3 separate regions of the Homo sapiens genome follow, and all the other regions are linked to region 1. The links are chromatin contacts, found by Hi-C or POLR2A ChIA-PET in ENCODE. All regions are on one chromosome and are shown on one strand. Each heading gives the region's core, a stretch centred on a gene start or an enhancer-like site at or near the end of the contact. The rest is flanking DNA. Distances are from core to core; before and after follow the strand shown. Region 1 overlaps ZNF532 (zinc finger protein 532). Region 2 overlaps ZNF532 (zinc finger protein 532). Region 3 overlaps ZNF532 (zinc finger protein 532).

Region 1 (2,749 bases), core at 96-2,595:
ACCAAGCCCAGCTAATTTTTGTATTTGTAGTAGAGAGAGAGAGAGGGGGTTTCATCATGTTGGCCAGGCTGGTCTCAAACTCCTGGTCTCAAGTGATCCACCCGCCTCAGCCTCCCAAAGTGCTGGGATTACGAGCATGAGCCGCCGCACCTGGCCTGAAATTCTCAAGGGTTTGACAGATGCACAGAAACATGTCTCCACTACCACATTTGTGATACAGAACTATTCCATGAGCCCTAAAATTCTCTCCTTCAGCCTGGTTTGTTTTTTTTTTTTAAGAGACAGGGTCTTACTCTGTTGCCTAAGCTAGATTGCAGTGGCGTGATTGTAGCTCACTGTAGCCTCGACTTACTGGGCTCAACCAATCATCCTGCCTTGGCCTCCCAAAGTGTTGGAATCACAGTCATGAGCTACCACGCCCAGCCCTGCCTGGATTTCAATGGTGGTTTTGAGAGAGTGGATTGTCAGAGTGCTGGGGAGATACTGGGAGGAGCAGGATATGTCCCAGTACTGGAGAACTTGAGCCATGAAGGCTGCGTGGCAAGAGGACAGAGCACCAAGGGTTCCAGGGTAAGGCTGGAGGAGATCTCTCTATGCCACTAGGCAAATGGGATAGGAATTACCCAAAATAGAAGGGACAGACCAAGCTCACTGTGGAGGATCGGCTTGGCAAAGCCAGCATGAAGGTACAGGCAAGATTTGAAGGAATGAAGCTGTGGGAGACCTCTTGACTGGTGACTATGATTTTTTAAGTTAACCTCAGAAAGAAAAGGGGGGATGGAGTTTAGAAGAGGGAGAGATTAGTAACATCTGCAGGCCACAGCCTTAGGCCAGGCAGGGTTGCTCAAGCCTTTAATCCCAGCACTTGGGAGGGGAGGCTGGAGGATCACTCGAGGCCAGTTTGAGACCAGTCTGGGTGAGAGCAAGACCCCATTTCTACAGCAAATAAGAATTAGCTGAGTGTGGCGGTGCTTGTAAGGATCACTTGAGCCCAGAAGTTCGAGGCTGCAGTGAGCTATGATCATGGCACTGCACTCCAGCCTGGACAGCAGAGCCAGGTCCTGTGTCAAAGGAAAGAAAAGAAGCAGCCCTTGTCTCTTGGCAGGATGGGAGTTAATAAGGAAAAACAAAATTGCAGTGCTAAATGACGCTGAGGACCTGCTGTGGAGGGCTACAGGCACGCCCTCAATTTCCCTGGAGCTTCTCTCCTGGAAAAAGCAAAGGAGCTCTCACTGTAGCTGAGCTTTCGTTTTGACCCAGAAGAGTTTGGAGTTGGGGAGTGAGCTTTCTTAGAGAGCTGTGATGTGAGAAGTAGGCCGAGTGGGGGAGGTTGAGCTTTCAGAGAAGGCTGAGGTTTGTAGGGACAGGGACTTTCCCTTAGTTGCTCCTGATGTGCGAGGTGGGGAATGGATGGGGGCGGGGAGCCTACTTTTATAACCTTGAGGGAGGAGTGTGGAATAACTGCAGCAAAGGGCTGGGGCTGGCTTCACTCCTCTATTTCCCAAGGTCGTGACCTGGTTCGTGGCATTAGTATGTGACTCCTGTGTTGATATTTCCAGAAGCAGTTTGAATTTCAGATCAGGAAATCTGTTATATTTCAGATCAGGAATATCAAGTGTTAGCTGAAGAAGAAAACATACTACCTTGAGCAAAGTATTTGTATATCCATGATTGGTATCATCAGGTTTAAGGAAACCAGTAAATAACTATTTTGGATAGTAGCAACTATATTTGCTAATTTCTTGTTAACTCATACAGAATTAACAAAACATACATTTGTTCTTTGACTGTGCGTATAAACTGTATTTGTACGCTATGTGTTACCCTGGTGTAGGCTGCTTAGAAAATGAAGCTCTTGTGCTGAGAGGGGGCAGAGTGTGATCAGGGTGCCCAGCAGTGCTGACAGGTCAGAGGGTCCAGGCGACTTGTTGGTGTCCCATTGTGTCAGCTTTCTTCCCTGTGGCCGGGGAGGAACCTTTAGACCTGCAAGGTGCTCTGGGCTGGCTGTCTCGACTTAATCAGGGTCTGATTAGTGTGAAGGCTAAAGGTAAAATGAAACTTTTCTGTGGCATTTGTCACTGGCATGGGACCTTCAGATGGCAAGTAATTAAGAGATTCCATAGCTTTTTTCATAACTGCTTATTTTTCTTTTCCACATTTTTTCATGTGTGTGTCTGCGTGTATGCTATTTTTTTGAAATCTGAGAATCTGCCATTTTTGGGGCCCAGTCTCTCCCACCCCTGCCTGCACTTCCTAGAGAGAGGCAGTGAACCATGGCAGCTGCTCCAGAGGCGCGGCTGATCAAATTTTTTAAAAAAACTTGGCCCCCAAACTGACCCATGTCCCCAGCTGGTTTAGGAAGAGTGAAGAAGCATGAGGTCGACCTGCGTAGCTGAACCGATTTGGTGTTTGGAATGGAAATGCAGTGAGAAAATAGGTTTCCCTGATATGCAGTCGAGATTGAAGTGGGATAAAAGCGGCAGAAGATCAGTTGGAAGAGAAGAGAGAAGGTTTTTTTTCTTTTCTTTGGTGGAAGAGATACAATGTGCAGAGCCTTGGAAATTCTAAAGATGTAAGAGATTGGTGATGGAGGCAGAGCTAAGGTTTGCATAATGATAATGGGAAGAGCAAGAATTTGAATGTAGGCAGCCAAGAGAAGTCAATCCCTGTGTTTCTTGAAGATGTATAAAAACTGGGGATGCTAGCTAGATTCATTTTCTAAGAGGAGGAAATTAAATTTGAAACATTA
Region 2 (2,749 bases), core at 106-2,605, 52 kb after region 1:
TCACTGTGTGACTGCTATAGCACCAACACACCTTTGTTGAGTTTATGTTTTGGGGAAGGTTGATCTCAAGTGTATTTGTTTAAAGACTCCACCCAACGTTCACTCTTGGTGGTGAAGGCAGGGGACACAACTCTCTGGATGTTGGATTTACAGCATTAGTAAGTCTGTTCAATATAATTTAAAGCCTGATTATAAATGATTTTAGGATGTCTTAATGTTTCTGTTCCTAAAGCCTTTAAGAAAAGTCCATAGATTTCATCTGCATTTTCCATACAGGGTGCAGGTGATAGGTGATTTGAATACTTGCTATTTTGTAGCCTTTCCCATTCTGAAATTCACTTTCAGTTCACTCAGAGATGTAGGTGAAAGACAGCAGTGGCAGTGAAGGAAAGTGGGAGAATGAAAGGATCAGAGTGTGGAGAGATGACCACAGCCACTGAGGCAGGTGTGCTGTTGTTACTTTTGAAAAGAATGGCAAGGCAATCAGCTTGCATTTCCTAGTTTGGGACCACCATGCTTAGAATCAGATTGACTGAGGAGCTTTACAGAGACTCTCACTTGCACAGTATTTAAAAGAAAAAAATGTGTGTGTGTGTGTGTGTGTGTGTGTGTGTGTGTGTGTGTGTATGTATATAAATTTTTAAAGTGCCCACTTGGCCGGGTGCAGTGGCTCACGCCTGTAATCCTAACACTTTCAGAGGCTGAGGCAGGAGGATTGCTAGAGCCCAGAGCTTGAGGCTGCAGTGAGCCGCAGTCGTGTCACTGCACTCCAGTGTGGGCAACAGAGTGAGACCCTGTCTCAAAAAAAAAAAAAAAAAAAAATTTAAAAGGTGCTCACCCACACAACCTGGAACCTAGCCATGTGTATGAAATGTGTGGTAGGGCATAATTGCCCCCCTTAATCTCCCTGAAACTTGTTTAGATAACTTTGTGAAATAAAACGTTACATCTCCATGTTGTTTCTGTCTTCGTGCTGTACTGTGGTGATGGCCATTAGTTAAGGGGATAAAAATACTGAAATACTGTCTAGTTTGCATAGTTCATTGCCAGATGGTTTCATTTTCATTCTTTTACTGTTAGAGTTCATCCTGTTGTCATTAGGCATGCCTTACTACAAAGTCTCTTATTTAATCTAAATGTAGGGATATAATAGATTTTTATCCTTTTAAAACTCATCTTTTAGCTATGGCGACTTTGACTTCCTGCCAAAATCCTGTTACCCTAGCAACAGGTAAAAAATTTTTTAAAAAACCAGTTTCTCCTATCTTTTTTGGCTTAGAACTTATTTGTGATCTCAAGGTTTTAGGAGAAATATCTTTAAATCAGTTGCATGTTCTCTTCTATCTCTGGTTGACTGTTAGAGAGTGATGGCTTCTCACTTGATTCTGCATTTGTGTCAGATGTGATTAAAAGGCACATTAAGAGTTTGTATATTCATGCTAGAAATGTATATCACTGCTGGCTTTATGAAACTTATTTTTCATTAGTTTTGGCCACTGGAATTGATATTTTGTTTGTGTGTGTGTGTGTGTGTGTGTGTGTGTGTGTGTGTGTGTGTGTATACACAGTTTTTCTTTTTTTTTTTAGACAGAGTCTCGCTCTGTCGCTCAGGCTGGAGTGCAGTGGCGTGATCATAGCTCAGTGCTACCTCACACTCTTGGTCACGAGCAATCTGCCAGCCTCAGCCTCCTGAGTAGCAGGGACTACAGGTGAACACCACCATGCCTGGCTAATTTTTATTGATTTTCATTTTTTTGTAGGGAGTTCGGGGTAGAGGGAGTTGTCTTTGTTGCCCAGGCTTGTCTCAAACTCCTGGCCTCAAGTGATCCTCCAGCCTTGGCCTCCCAAAGTGCCAGGATTACAGATGTGCGCCATCACACCTGGCCTATAATTTTATTATATTCTAAATATTTTTACTTCATATATTTCTTATATATTTATATACTATAGATCATATATAATACATATTTCTTATACTATATAAATCTATAATTTTTAATACTAACTTTTATTATAATTTATATTTTATTAGTTTATTTGATATTTTATTAGTATGGTTTACTATATGTAGTTTTCTGAAGTCCTCCACTTGATTTAATAAGAACTTTTTTTAATGTAAGGCTATAAATGTGTTGTAAAAAGGATGTTGAAAATTTTTGGTTCAGAGCATATTAAAGTACATATTGAACTATTGGTGATTTTGGTAGCTTGTGGCTAAATTGGAAGGCGGGGTGTTAAGGATACTGGGGCTAACACTGTCTGAGGGCTTACCCTACTTACTATCTCATTGCAGCAGGCTCCTGAGGGGAGACAGTTACGAATCCCACTTTTAGGTGAGGAAATGAAGCCTGAGAAAGGTTCAATAACTTACCCCAGGGTTTTGCAGCCTGCCAGAGGCAGGTTTCTAGCCCAGACTCTGCAGTTTGCACAGAATGAAAGCTGACATTTCAAAAGCTGCTTAATTTTAGTCTCCTTGAATCTTTCAATATAGATGTGGGACAGTTAGCAGATATGTCTTTCCATCCAGTTTTTACTTCTGCTTTTGATGTAGTCATTTTCATTTCATTTAGGTGTTCAATCTTGGTTAAAGTTGGTTATGCCATCATTAACTGGACGTGTGTGTAGTTTTGGAAGACTGTGAATGTCCTGGTTTTATATTCCTTAGCTGGGGTCTGATGCTTTCTGGAATTACTTGCAGTTGCTGTTAACAGCATCATGGTGTCGTTAATTAATTGGGCAAATCTTCCTG
Region 3 (2,749 bases), core at 82-2,581, 34 kb after region 1:
CCCCCCAGTCAGGAAGTCATTGTTGATTACAATACCATCCAATTCATTGACTTCATCCAGATTCCTCCCAGTTGTTATGCGTGTCTTTCTCCTCTCTGGTCCGAGATCTTATCTGGGTGTACATTTTGGATTTACTTGTGCTGCCTTATCAGTGTCCTTCCGTCTGAAGCAGTTGCTCAGTGTCCCCTGTTCTCATGTCTTTGGCCGTCCAAAAGGGGACCCAGGCCTCTCCTGTGGCTGACCCTCACTTGGTCTGTCACTGCACTGTCATTGCTGGACTCAGGCATGTGCTCTTGGTGGCAATGCCTGGGCCGTGATGCCATGCTTTTCTCAAAGGATCACTCTGGGGGCAAGGGCGACATCCACCTGTCTTACAAGGTAGTGGTGATGCCACCCTTCATCATCGAGGCGAGGCAGTTTCTCCATTATAAAGTCACCATTTTCCCTTTTATATCTGTTAGTATTTTGTGGGGAGGGATTCTAATATTACACCAACAACCTGCTCAGCCTCCTCAGAATGATAGCTACGTAAATAGATGGTCTCCTGTTTTACACTTCCTGTTGTTAAGACAGCACGTCCAAACAACAGAATCCCTCCCCAAAGGAATGTAGCATGAACAAAATGAGCTGTGGCATAGCTGTGAAATAGTGATTTCTCAAAATGTGAAAATTGAGTTCTCAGCAATTTCTTAGCCTAGCTAGTAAATCTCAGTTCTTTTCTTGAGGCTATCCTTATTTATTTATTTATTTTTTTTTTTTTTTGAGACGGAGTCTCCCTCTGTCACCAGGCTAGAGTGCAGCAGCGTGGTCTCAGCTCACTGTAACCTCTGCCTCCTGGGTTCAAGCGATTCCCCTGCCTCAGCCTGCCAAGTAGCTGGGACTACAGGTGCACGCCACCATGCCCTGCTAATTCTTTTTTGTATTTTAGTAGAGACGGGGTTTGACCATGTTGGCCAGGTTGGTCTCAATCTCCTGACCTTGTGATCCGCCTGCCTCGGCCTCCCAAAATTCTGGGATTACAGATGTGAGCCACTGCGCCCGGCCAAGTCTATCCTTTTTAAAACAATTGTCCTATGCCAATTACAGAAAAAACAGGAAGTAGAGACAAACAAAGCAATAAAAATACATATACTATCATCCAGCAGAGATGCTGACAATCCTATGCCTTCTCTTTCTTTTCTATGCCCTTTAAAAAATGTGATCATACCATACATTCTATCTTGTTATCTTCTGTTTTAATTTGCATGAAAATCTTTCCATGCCATTGGTATAGGTCTGTGACATCATTTTAAAAAATCTTCATATAGTTTTTTTTTTTTTTTTTTTGAGACACAGTCTTGCTCTGTTGCCCAGGCTGGCGTACAGTGGCGTGATCTCAGCTCACTGCAACCTCTGCCTCCTGGGCCCAAGCGATTCTTGTGCCTCAGCCACCTGTAGCTCCCACACCCAGCTAATTTTTTGTATTTTTAGTAGAGATAGGGTTTCGCCCTGTTGCCCAAGCTAGTCTCAAACCCCTGAGCTCAGGCAATCCACCTGCCTCAGCTTCCCAAAGTGCTGGGATTACAGGCATGAGCCACCATGCTGGCCTAGTTTTCTATTTAACCACTTATTTATACTCTTGGACATTTGGGCCGTTCACAACACTAAGCAGTTTCAAACAGGGAGGAAGTGAACATCTTTGTCACACCTGCTACGGTTAATGATGACAAATGATTAGTATACAACATTGTGCTGCATTGTACGGCCCCGAAAACCTTGTCTGCTTCTCAACACCCCCTCCCCCAAGGGTACTTGTGCTCTGCAGTAAAGTAACTAACATCTCAAGACCTTGTAAAAACAGGCCAATCCAGTTAAACTTATAAATCTTACGGGGAAAAAGAGAAAAAAGTTACATCTGTAACTTTGGACAGAGAATTGCACAGTGAGGTTTGAAGCTACATGGGAAGTCCTCTCTCAGGGCCCTGAGAGAGGGAAGGCAGGTGGTTTTAGGAGGCATTCCGTTCTTCAACTTTGCCGTAGGAATGCCAGGTAAAACCTCAACTTCTCTCTTTTCATTTCTGACCCTCACATCCAGTCAGCTTTTCTCTGACCTTTTCCTAAGCGGCTCCTTAGAATTCTTTGTGCCCATTCTCACAGTTCTCCAGAGGAAATACAGATGCCCATAGGCCCTCTCCTATGTGCCAGGGTGACCCAGAGCAGTGACTAAAAAATGGTGACCTGCTGCCATCAGAGCTGTTCTCAAATGACCGAACACACATCCATTGGAGGCAGAGGCCGGCAGCAGGGTAGACGCAGCCCTTTACCCTCTCAAGACATCTCGTGCCCTCGTTTCAGTAGAGAGTGTGGATGGGCAGGAGGGATTATGTTCAGAAGGTTCAGGTCTGCTGAATTCATTTGAGGAGGCTGCTTGTTAGTAACATATTAGTCATGGAAATAGTTTGTAGGAGACAAGTGAATATTTTAAGTCATTTAAAGCGTAAGAAACATTCAAGCATTGTTGAAATAACAGTGGTATCGATTTTATTTTCTGTTTCTTGATTTTACTGTATATTTGTTTACTGGTGTAGGGCTTCCTGTGTTAAGAACAGGTATAGAAATATTGACATTCAAATGTAAAATTGCTACTGACTCTAAATGAAAACTTTGGAGTTGAGTAGGCCTATTTAGTTTATTAATCAGATTAACATTCTTTTCCAAGTTAGGGTATCATCATTGCCTTGTCTGATCTTAAAAAAAAAAATCTTTAAAA

What was found. Hi-C counts contacts between places; a loop is a spot of excess contacts on that map. ChIA-PET counts read pairs that join two places held with the same protein, here RNA polymerase II (POLR2A). Pooled maps may share reads with other maps.
Region 2: a loop to region 1 is called in a map of prostate gland, with 2.3 times the contacts of the local background. The contact joins two enhancer-like sites. A Hi-C loop is called at or near these places in 4 of 168 maps with a recorded cell type or tissue (ascending aorta, prostate gland, psoas muscle and 1 more) and 2 of 50 pooled maps. POLR2A ChIA-PET finds 5 or more read pairs at or near these places in 6 of 52 experiments (BJ, H1, HEK293 and 2 more).
Region 3: a loop to region 1 is called in a map of B cell, with 2.3 times the contacts of the local background. The contact joins two enhancer-like sites. A Hi-C loop is called at or near these places in 4 of 168 maps with a recorded cell type or tissue (B cell, endothelial cell of umbilical vein, psoas muscle and 1 more) and 1 of 50 pooled maps. POLR2A ChIA-PET finds 5 or more read pairs at or near these places in 7 of 52 experiments (A673, B cell, BJ and 3 more).

The regions. Positions count from the first base shown.
Region 1 is chr18:58,910,619-58,913,367 of GRCh38, forward strand. All of the region lies in intron 2 of ZNF532 (zinc finger protein 532), which reads left to right. Among named protein-coding and RNA genes, the nearest start is that of ZNF532, 47 kb to the left of the region's middle. Within about 2 kb of position 1,346, at least 9 of the 41 ENCODE cell types and tissues checked have a DNase peak (open chromatin) inside an H3K27ac peak, as active enhancers do.
Region 2 is chr18:58,963,021-58,965,769 of GRCh38, forward strand. The region is part of intron 7 of ZNF532 (zinc finger protein 532); the gene reads left to right. Among named protein-coding and RNA genes, the nearest start is that of ZNF532, 100 kb to the left of the region's middle. Within about 2 kb of position 1,356, at least 4 of the 41 ENCODE cell types and tissues checked have a DNase peak (open chromatin) inside an H3K27ac peak, as active enhancers do.
Region 3 is chr18:58,944,985-58,947,733 of GRCh38, forward strand. The region is part of intron 5 of ZNF532 (zinc finger protein 532); the gene reads left to right. Among named protein-coding and RNA genes, the nearest start is that of ZNF532, 81 kb to the left of the region's middle. Within about 2 kb of position 1,332, at least 3 of the 41 ENCODE cell types and tissues checked have a DNase peak (open chromatin) inside an H3K27ac peak, as active enhancers do.